Linked DNA regions of Mus musculus: region 1 is linked to region 2. The links are chromatin loops, found by intact Hi-C in ENCODE. Cell type or tissue: gastrocnemius. All regions are shown on one strand.

What was found. Hi-C counts contacts between places; a loop is a spot of excess contacts. Peaks named below come from ENCODE experiments on the same cell type or tissue, not always from the same donor. Only the 100,000 strongest peaks of a DNase experiment are listed, where the experiment ranks them.
Region 1: a loop joins it to region 2, with 5 times the contacts of the local background. A loop is called at or near these places in 4 of 42 quality-filtered maps.

What each region holds. Positions count from the first base shown.
Region 1 is chr10:36,832,270-36,837,269 of GRCm38, reverse strand. Hs3st5 (heparan sulfate (glucosamine) 3-O-sulfotransferase 5) reads right to left here. Exons shown (of 5, transcript NM_001253356.1): 5 at 2,873-4,692. The coding sequence ends at 3,759. Among named protein-coding and RNA genes, the nearest start is that of Gm22554, 59 kb to the right of the region's middle. In gastrocnemius, a CTCF peak has its summit at 2,849 (motif pointing right); a DNase peak (open chromatin) is centred at 2,844.
Region 2 is chr10:36,544,329-36,549,328 of GRCm38, reverse strand. All of the region lies in intron 1 of Hs3st5 (heparan sulfate (glucosamine) 3-O-sulfotransferase 5), which reads right to left. Among named protein-coding and RNA genes, the nearest start is that of Hs3st5, 40 kb to the right of the region's middle. In gastrocnemius, a CTCF peak has its summit at 2,495 (motif pointing left); no DNase peak of the experiment used is centred here.

The DNA.
Region 1 (5,000 bases), 290 kb before region 2:
CAACAACAACAACAACAACAACAACAACAACAACAACAACAACAACAACAGATTCCAGCAGCAAGTTGCTGTGGTTATGAAGACAATCTGATTTACCAAATAGCTTTTGGGACACAACAAAAGGTTGCCAGCGGGGCTAGAATTTAGACTGCACTTGATTGTCATTCTCGATTGAGGAGTCTGTAGTATCTTGATGAGTCTCTTGGTCCTTGTGCTTCTACCCCAGGATAATTCTTATATCAGGTGCAACACCAAGGACCATGCACCCAGAAGGTTCTACCCAGAAGGTCCTGTGACCCACCTGGCAAAAGACAGTGTTAATAGTCCATTAACATATATCATTAAATCTCTGGTCATCCACGTTTATGAGGGACATATAACTCTTTGAGTAAGAAGCATTAACCATGGAGCAAAGTATTTTAGTCATCTCCTGCAGTTATAGGAAACTATTTGTGCCTGAATTAAGTGTGTGTTTATGTGTGGTGGTTTCAGGTGGTTAGGGATTAAAGATATATTTTTTAAAAGATTTATTTATTTTATGTATTACAAGTACAGTGTAGCTGTCTTTAGACACACCAGAAGAGGGCATTGGATCCCATTACAGATGGTTGTGAGCAACCATGTGGTTGCTGGGAATGGAACCCATGACCTTCGGAAGAGCAATCAGTGCTCTTAACCACTGAGCCATCTCTGTAGTCCCTGGGATTTAAAGATATTCATCTTCAGGTCTGATAGCCCCCTACTTGGGGGCTTGATAGAACCCCTATCTTGGGTTCTTTGTATAATTATAATGGAAGTTACTTGGGTTCCAAAATGGCTCTCTAAGTTTATGATCCACTGGAAATGACACCATGGCTTAAATACCTCCCTCTGTTTCTAGTTGAAACTATTTGATAAAGCTGCACAGTGTTGCCAAGCCTCTGGAAGGAATGCGAGGTGTTCATGATGGCAAAGCAGTAACTCATTAACAAGAACCCTAGCAGAGTGACCATAAGGGGCTGTGGATTTCTCTAGAAGTCTGCCTGTCTGATGACAGCAGGACACATTTTTTTCTAAACAGGGAAAGTCCACAGTGGAAGTCTGCTATTAAGTCATATGTTCTTTATTTCTCTACCTGGCTTAATCAGTATTGCTGTGATTGGCTTTCCAGTTAAATGAGGCATGACACCCTCAAGTTCTGCCATCGGAGGCCCCGGCTTTGACAGCATTGCATCAACTCATTTAGAAAGAACAGGAACTAGAAATCATCAACTCATTTAGAAAGAACAGCAACTAGAAATCACGGTGCCTTTGTTTTCCAGAACTGGTTGAACTAAAACTAAAAGTCTAGAAGTTGGCTTAAGTCAAACAGAATCTTAGAACAAAGTCTGATTATTCCACGGATAGCATTTTAAACTTCCCTTAGGAGGAAAAGTCTGTCTGTTTTTTTGTTTTGTTTTGTTTTGTTTTGTTTTGTTTTGTTTTTTTCCAAATCAAGCACAGCATGCCGAATGGTATACCAAATGCTACATGGGCACTGAGAGTAAATTTCTAATATTCTCACCATACAAATAGAAACTATTTGAGGCTATGAATATGTTAATTAGCTCAATTTGATCATTTTACAAAGCACTACAAAACTACGACATCATTTTGTATGTCCATAGTATAACAGTCCACATCTTGCCAACATATGACAAGAAATAAAAAAGAAAGTGTGTAACATGACACATTAGTATAGAGACATTTCAATTCATTAGCTGAGGCTAAATCTTAGACATGTCAGTGTTCCCTTGGGGCATAATTCAATATTAAGTCTACAGGTCCATGTTAGCTGTATGGTGCTCTTGGAGTACCTCTGTGAGATTAGTGCTAATTCATTATGTCCTGGAATGGAAGATTCAGAGTTTGCTCTGACAGCTGACAGTTGAGGTGCAGGAAAGAATGAGGCAGCTCTTTATATTAGCCTCCTTCCTGCCTAGGAAAGATGTGAATGACATTTGGAGTTTCAGACTCACCCTCCAGAGTTGTTATACAGTGAGGGCCTGCTGTTGCTGCTCTGCCTGTGTCATTCTGAGGGAAGAATGTCCTGCTAACTCAGACAGAAGAGGTGATGACCAAAACTGTGGCTGGAGAGACTGTCCATACTGATTATAGAGGGGAAAAGGCTATTTACTTAGGAAAGATCACCATCAGATTACTGGACAGGAAAAAGAGCTAAGAACCCCAACTCTTGTTACCACAAGGACAAACTCTTGTGATTCTCTAGGCATCCTGGTGTTGAGCAGAGCATTCTCAAACATTTCCTCCTGGCTAAGCACTTACAAAGCAGATGAACCATTTGCTGATGTTGTTATAACTCTTTCTGTCTTTTTCTGAGTAGTGTTTAGGTCAAAGTTAGAGTCTCTGATGTTGTGGGAGCACCCAATTTAGTGTTACTTTCTCTAGGTGGGAATGCAAGCCATCTCTTATTTTGTATATGCCAATGCTGTGTGGTTTGATCGCTTGAGTCCTGGCTTGCATCACCAGCACCAGCAGCTCTCACTACACACACCACAGAAGTGTTCTAATCTGATTTTACCTTTTCCCTGACCTGACTGTGATTAGAGGTTCAACTGCAGTCATGTTTCTTAGCTCTTTCTCTCGGGCACAGCAGCATGTGAATTCTATTAACACACTTAGTGGCAGACCAGCAGTGGAGTTTTCTGAGGTGGCTGTTGTGCCTTGATTTCCAGAGGGTTGAAATGTTTGTAAAGTGTTCTCCACCCCACCATTAAAGCACATTTTTACAAGAGTTTGGAAATCCAGGTGTGAAGGGAATTACTCCAAGTACCCTCAAAACCACACAGCTTCGACGCTGGAGGCCAGCAGGGGGCGCACAAAGCAAAAGGCATTTTTAAGGAAAGTTGCACATTGTGTAATTTTAATCCATTCCGTTTTAAATACCACAATAAATTTAATTTTCACAATAAATTAAATAGCCATATTCAGTTTACAAAATAGAATTACTTAGTGTGAAACGAGTATTTACATCATTTACACATATCTACAGGACATTTTTCTTTGTTGACATACAAACATGGAAGTAAAAGAATGTGGTGATTTTCCAGCACGTGATTGACATGCGACAAATGACACCATGGAACATACCAGGAAACTATAGTGCAAAATCACCACAAGAACTTTGGAACAGTGTTAATTTTCTGAGCTAAGACATTCTTTTAAATTATAAGAAAATAGCGTATTCTGTTTTCATGGCACCAATCCAGTGTTTGAATTAAAGAGCCAATGTTAGTTTAGGACAAAACCAAACCAAAACAAACAAAACAAACGAACAAACAGGCAAATGAATCATAAAACTGAATCCTCTAATTCCTGAAGCTGCGCAGCCATTGGTACATTTTCACATCTCATCTTTTGGCTTAAATCTGACAATGGTGGGTGACAAGTTCTAAGTCAAAGGAATTTTCTCAAAGGAAGACTAACTTGAGAATATCTGAGGTCACTTTCTACAGTCCCACCACCTCTTCCGTTTCCTTTCCTTTCCTTTCTGCAAATAGCTTAACAGATGCAACCATGTAGACAGTCATTTATTATTTATTTTTTGTAAAGTTTCAGTAGAAAAACAATTGATCTCATATTTGGTCACACACTGCATATGTACAAGTATTTATGGAAAAATGAATTGGGGAGCTGTGTCTGGGAAAGTGCATATTTTAATGTAGAGGGGACGCCATGCGTCTCTAGATACAACACATGGTGTTGTTTGCTATATTATTTTAGGGCCAGTTCAATGTCCTCCCAGTGATCTGGTAAAATTTTTGATTAAAAGGATGAAAGAATTTGCGCAATTTGGTAATGACGGAGGGGTCTACCTCTGGATGGATGCGCCCCTTGCTGCCCGCCAGGCACTTATTAAAGATAATGTTAAATCTCAGACAGTAAAACCCTCTGGTAGCATTGAAATATAAATTGTACTGACTTATCCTCGGAGGAAGGTTTAAGAACTTTTCCACCAGCTGTAGTTCCGGCAGAGGTTCTGTGATAAGACGGTCACCATCTACGATATGAAACTGTTCAATGGGAAAGTATTTCAACCAGCGCTCCAGATGTTTTGTGTATATGCTGGTCCTAACCGCCTTGTATTTCGTGTTCACTTCACAGGTATTAGGGTCTATAGCCAGTTTTTCAAACTTATAGTAGGTTTTGTTCTTCCGCTCCTTCCCCTCTAGCACCTGAGTATAATCAGAAATTGCTCTTGTGGTCGGCTCCCTGACAATGATCAACAGCTTGATGGATGAGTTCATCTTGTAAATCCTTTCCGGAACCTCTTCTGTGATGAAATATGCCGGGCTCTTTTCAATCGTGATTTGCTGAGGGTAGGAAAAAGGCATCTTTTTCCTGTACCACTCAATGCCCTTGGCATAATTCTCATCATTGTCAAAGAAGTGGATCTCTTGGGAAGCTTTGACCACTGCAGGATGGAGGTTGAGCATCTCTAGCAGGGCCCTTGTGCCCCCTTTTCTCACCCCAATGATAATGGCTTTGGGGAGCTGTTGGACCAGGTCATGGAGGTGAACCTGCTCCTTGGAAGAATTGCCCTTCCGGAACTCATGCAGCAAGCCTCTCTTAAACTGCAGGGCCCGCAGTGGCAACTCAGCCTGGTTGTGGGCACCACCAAATCGACTTTCAACAGGGCAAATGGGCTGGAGCCTGCAAGCAAAAGAGAAAGAACTTGTCACAATATACTTCTCTTCATTCTGCATCTGTGCCAGGCTCAAAATGAACACGCATTAATAAAGCCACTGGGTCCCAGGCTGCTGTAATCCATAATGAACATATGTTTGGGTATTTTTATGTTAAGTAACCCTGTATTCAGTAGAGCACAGATAATTGATGGGATTTTTTTTATTAGTGCTCCTTAAATTTTTTTATTCACCAAGCACTTAATTAACTGCAGCGTGTACTGATGCTAACAGTACAGGATAGACAAGTGACACCAGCCATACTAATAGCTTTGT
Region 2 (5,000 bases):
CATCCTGAAGGCTATACTTTAGAAGTATGTATTCATCTAATGGGAGATGAGCACATATGTGTGTGTGTGTGTATGTGTGATATGTTAAATGAGGTAATAAGAATGATCACTCATTTTAGTCAACATAATCTTCAAAATGTCGTCTCAAGGTAAGAGTAACCTAGGCCTGCTGGGAGCCACAGAAAATGATTATTAAGTGATCAATGGATTATGGCAGCATGTGAGAAATACTAAGCGAAGGTCATGCTTAAGTTTATAAATGATAGAGTTACCTGGCTTTATTTCTTCACTGTGGCTATAAGCAAAATTAAACTATCAATCATCTTCCAACTTAAGTAAAACATAGGACAATAATTCAGATACATAGATGCCAGGCTAAAATACATTAAACCATCCAAAAAGCAATGAGGAATAATGAAAACTCTTACAAAAAAATTACGGAGCAGATATTTGGGGTACAATATGTGTCTGGAAACAAAAATTAGTCTGGGTAAGCTTCAGTTCAGTGATTTAGTGATCAAAAACTTCTTTCCAGTCCCCTTTTCATGCTCTTCTTTGCCATGAGAGCATTGGGCTGCATCTTCAGCCTCAATTCTTCATCTCACGCCCAAGTCACACTGTCTTTATTATTCATAGGAAGAACATGCCATACTTTCTCAACTTATCAATAGATCAACAACATTGACACTACTCTTACTGAATTAGGTTTGAACTTATTTAAAACGTTCCTAATTAGGAAGAGGACCAAGGGAGAAGGGGAGACAACAGTGTAAGCAAAGTACAATGATACTTACATATAAAAATGTTAAAAAAAAAAAAGGAAAAGAAAGAAGGAATGATGGAATGAAGGAAGGAAAGGGAGGGAAGGAGGGAAGGAAGGAAGGAAGGAAGGAAGGAAGGAAGGAAGGAAGGAAGGAAGGAAGGAAGAGAGGGAGGGAGGGAGGAAGTGCCACGGATGGATCGGGCCCAGTTGGCCTCTCTCTATCCGTGTGGAATCAGGGTTTCAGACAGATGGGCACAAAGAGTCGGTGAGAATTGACAAACAGACCCAGACAAGGGAGTGTTGAATCTGAATGTATTTTCTCCTAAAGAACACCAGCCTTTTAATACAGAAGAAAAACAAGAAAGCCAGGCGAACATATCCACCAAGTTACAGTGACACAAAACAAAAAAGAATGCATACATAAAAAGATGGTGTGGAGCCAGGCCATGTTTACCACTGAGAATAGGAACAATCCTTAATTAAAAAGATCTGCTAAACACAGGAGCCAGGTGAATGCTCTGATGCAATGCTAGTCTATTGTTAAACCCACCACCAGGGGTTCTTTAGTAAATACCTGATTATGCTATTCCTCTGGGCCTAGTGAAAAAAAAACCTGGACCAGGGAGTTCTACTAACCCTTTCATGTGACAACTCACCCATTTCCTAGACCATTTTGTATTCCTGTTTGGGTGTGATTCGGCTATTGTCCTAAGTAATTACTATGCAGACTAGCCCTGAGCTTTCAAGCTCTAGTCAAGTAAATTGTAATGCCTGATTATTTTCACTGTCTCTACTAGAAGTAAATTTGAGTGTTACCAAATTGGTAACATTCTTACTGAATTCCAAGCTCAGGGTCAGCTTCAAGGGCTGCCTAGGACATTGGAACACAGGCAAAGGCTTAGCTATATGTCAAAATCAATCCTAAAAGGCACTTATAATAAAACAATACTGAAAGAGAGCACATGGATCCATGCACCAGACTAACGCAGGGACAGGTTTTGAGTATACAGCTATGGGAATGCCAAGGTTCCAGGAGGCTGTTTCCGTGAAACTCGCCTCGTGACTGCTTACAGGCTTTTAGGCCTGCCAAGCAGACTTCACTGGAGTGGACGTAGCAAGGAAGGAAGGAAGGAAGGAAGGAAGGAAGGAAGGAAGGAAGGAAAGGAAAGGAAAGGAAAGGAAAGGAAAGGAAAGGAAAGGAAAGGAAAGGAAAGGAAAGGAAAAGAAAGGAAAGGAAGAAATTTAAGGAACTTTTAAAGGAAAATTAAAACCAAAACAAAACAGGAATGATTGGGCTTCAGTAGACATGTGATTCTCTGTTGGCTTCAGAAAAGAGAAAATAACTTATTGAATAACAATTCTATCCATAGGCATAGCCATTCTAATGTAACAGATATAAAAATCCCTGGGCAAAACACAAGATTTAAGAAGTGTTTCTGACTGATATCCATTCAATCAGCAGTTACACAAAAGTCAGTAAAATGAAAAACAAAAACAAAAACAAAAACAAAAACAAAACCACCATTCTGATATGGTATGGATAAGGATGCAATCAGAGGAATACATGATGACTTCTTTTCACATGGCATCATATGTTAAGGACTTGTGTTTTCTTCAGTCTTGTCTTTAGTGAATGGATTCTTAGGTACAATATTGGCCTACTAATAAAATGTGGCATCCTTATAGGTCAATTTTATTGCCTCTCCACTATACATTTATATAAAATGAATGCGCCCTCTAGTGGCTAGTGGTGATTTATTTTAGATTTGAGTACCTTCCTCCATAGCACACACTAAATGGTCTGTAATCATTAATTCTCAAGGGGGGTGGGACATCTTCCTGGAGACGAGGATGGAGGGCTGGGGGGGGGGGGGGAATGAGGAACTGTCAGAGGGCAGTCTGCAAGAGGGATAACAACTGAACTTTAAAAAAAAAGATAATTTTTTAAAAATGTTTTTGATTTTATAGGTATTATCAATCATTCCTATGATGATAGACATTTAAACCTGTATAACTTACATCTTTAAAAAATAATGAATCTTTTATTATATGTTATCATCAATAATAATATTGCAAAAATAATTACAAAAAAATTCAAAGCGTAAAAGTGTAGGAAGTTAGGAAGGTATCTACTATTTTATATGCTTACAAATCTACTTAACACATATATGGCTTATTCACAATCTGTCATAAATGCCTCAGTAGTCGGTGTGTTCTAACATTACATTTGTGTTGGTAGAGAAATAAAAAATTGAGCTCACATAATTCTGCAAGTGGAAAAGGAAAGAGTGATTTAATACCTTTCATGTAATTTTGAGCATCATTCTTTCTACTACAGCAAAAGTTGACAAGCAATAGTGTCTTAAAGGGTAGTTGTAATGTGGAATCTGAAACTATATCAATCAACTCCAGCATATTAAAATATATTGACCTATTTTTCACTTTGAATGGAGTTTTAGCAAGCATAAATTATAAAGTAATGCATTGGACTCTTACAAAGTACTGGTGTTATTTCTGAAGATTTTCTACCTGTTGACACATTTCTTTATTCAAAATTCACATTTATTAATACAACCAGTTACTTCATCAGAAAAGCTGTCACACTAATGGTGTCATAAGCATAGATTTTTTTCTAGTACTTTTTCTTGAAATCTGGAACCCTATATAAACAAATATTATCAACTTTGATCATTTCTTGACAAAATATCTGTAAAATAGCTAAGTATGAATGATGCTACAATGCTAATCCTTTTTTTTTACAGTAAAATAACTAGTACAATGAAAATGTGGCTAGTTCAGCTAGCAACTCAAATAATCCACCTGAGCCTTTCTCTCAAGAAAATATTTGTATTGGTGTATGCAGAACAAATGTTTTGTATGTATACTCGATTTCAGTACATAGTGTATTAATAAAAGCATATTCAAGGGTTGATAATATAGTTAGTAACTTGTACTCTTTCATTACATTCCTAGGTAAAGTTGTCTCCTTCTACTCTCTTCTCAGTATGAATGCATGACAATCAGTTTGGAGCAACTCACAAATGAGTTTTGTCCCAATCATGCAAATAGCAATGTAATGAAAAGAAAAAAAATAGCTTTGTCTTTTAAGAATCTCTGGCTAGTGACTAGAGGTAATCAGGAGTCTATGGGCCATACTTTGAAAGTTTTCCCCTATATGTTCACTATTAATCATATAACCATAAAAATGATTATAGACTAAATAGTCTCATTTAACCCTAGAAGACAAAGAGGTAACTGCTAAAAATGTGCCAAGTTTTATTCAGAAATCTAGTGTAAATAAAAATGTAATAAATGATTTATAACATGGGAATCCGAGTCAGAGACCTGATAGTCCTTATCTGTTTCTGAGTTTGCTAGAAATCATCATCCTGAATGCTCAACACCCATGCCCTGCCTGTGAAACATAAGATAAAATTGCTTCTTTGCTTCATTTTAAAAATCTCTTCATTCCTCCTGAAACCTATTTCTGACCACCAAAGAACAGGTAGCAGTAGGAGCTGTTGCAGACTGGGGGAAGGATATGGGAAACCTGTATACAATTAGCTGAAGTAGCAAGAGCAGAATAAACATATTCCATACTTGTTAAGCAAGGGACATTATCAGGAAATGCCAATTACACTTCTATGCTTGTTGATATAGGAAGTTGAAATTAAGATTGTGGGTTCTGAGAGAAAATTCTATATTTTGATTCCTAAGCCCACGTATTCTATTATATCCATAGTGCAGGTCTAGATCTAAGTTGGCTAGGACATCTTTCTGATTGTTACAGGATGCCTGTGGCTACATAGTACTATGGTCAGTGCTTAAATCATATCAACACTATTATTCTTTCTTTTATGAGAATAGTGAAGAGGGTCACATTTGAAGAACGTGTATTACAACTGGACTTACTTTTTTTCCTCACATAAATATCTATTGAGTATTACACTAAGATTTTTAAGGACTACACTAAAATCCCCTGTTTGATATAACAAAGAGATGTCTAAGAGTTTTATTGCTATATTAAAACTTAATATAGAAACTAAGATTAAAATTGGATTTATTGATGCTGGTCTAAAATACGAACTTAGAAGACATTCATAAAATAATTTTGATATTAAAGCCCATGTAAAATACAACATATCATATGTAAATTCTACTTTAAATTATCTCCCCATAAAGGTAAAGGGTGAAAAATTTGCATTTAAAAGTAAGAAGCAGATGAATGAGCATTTAC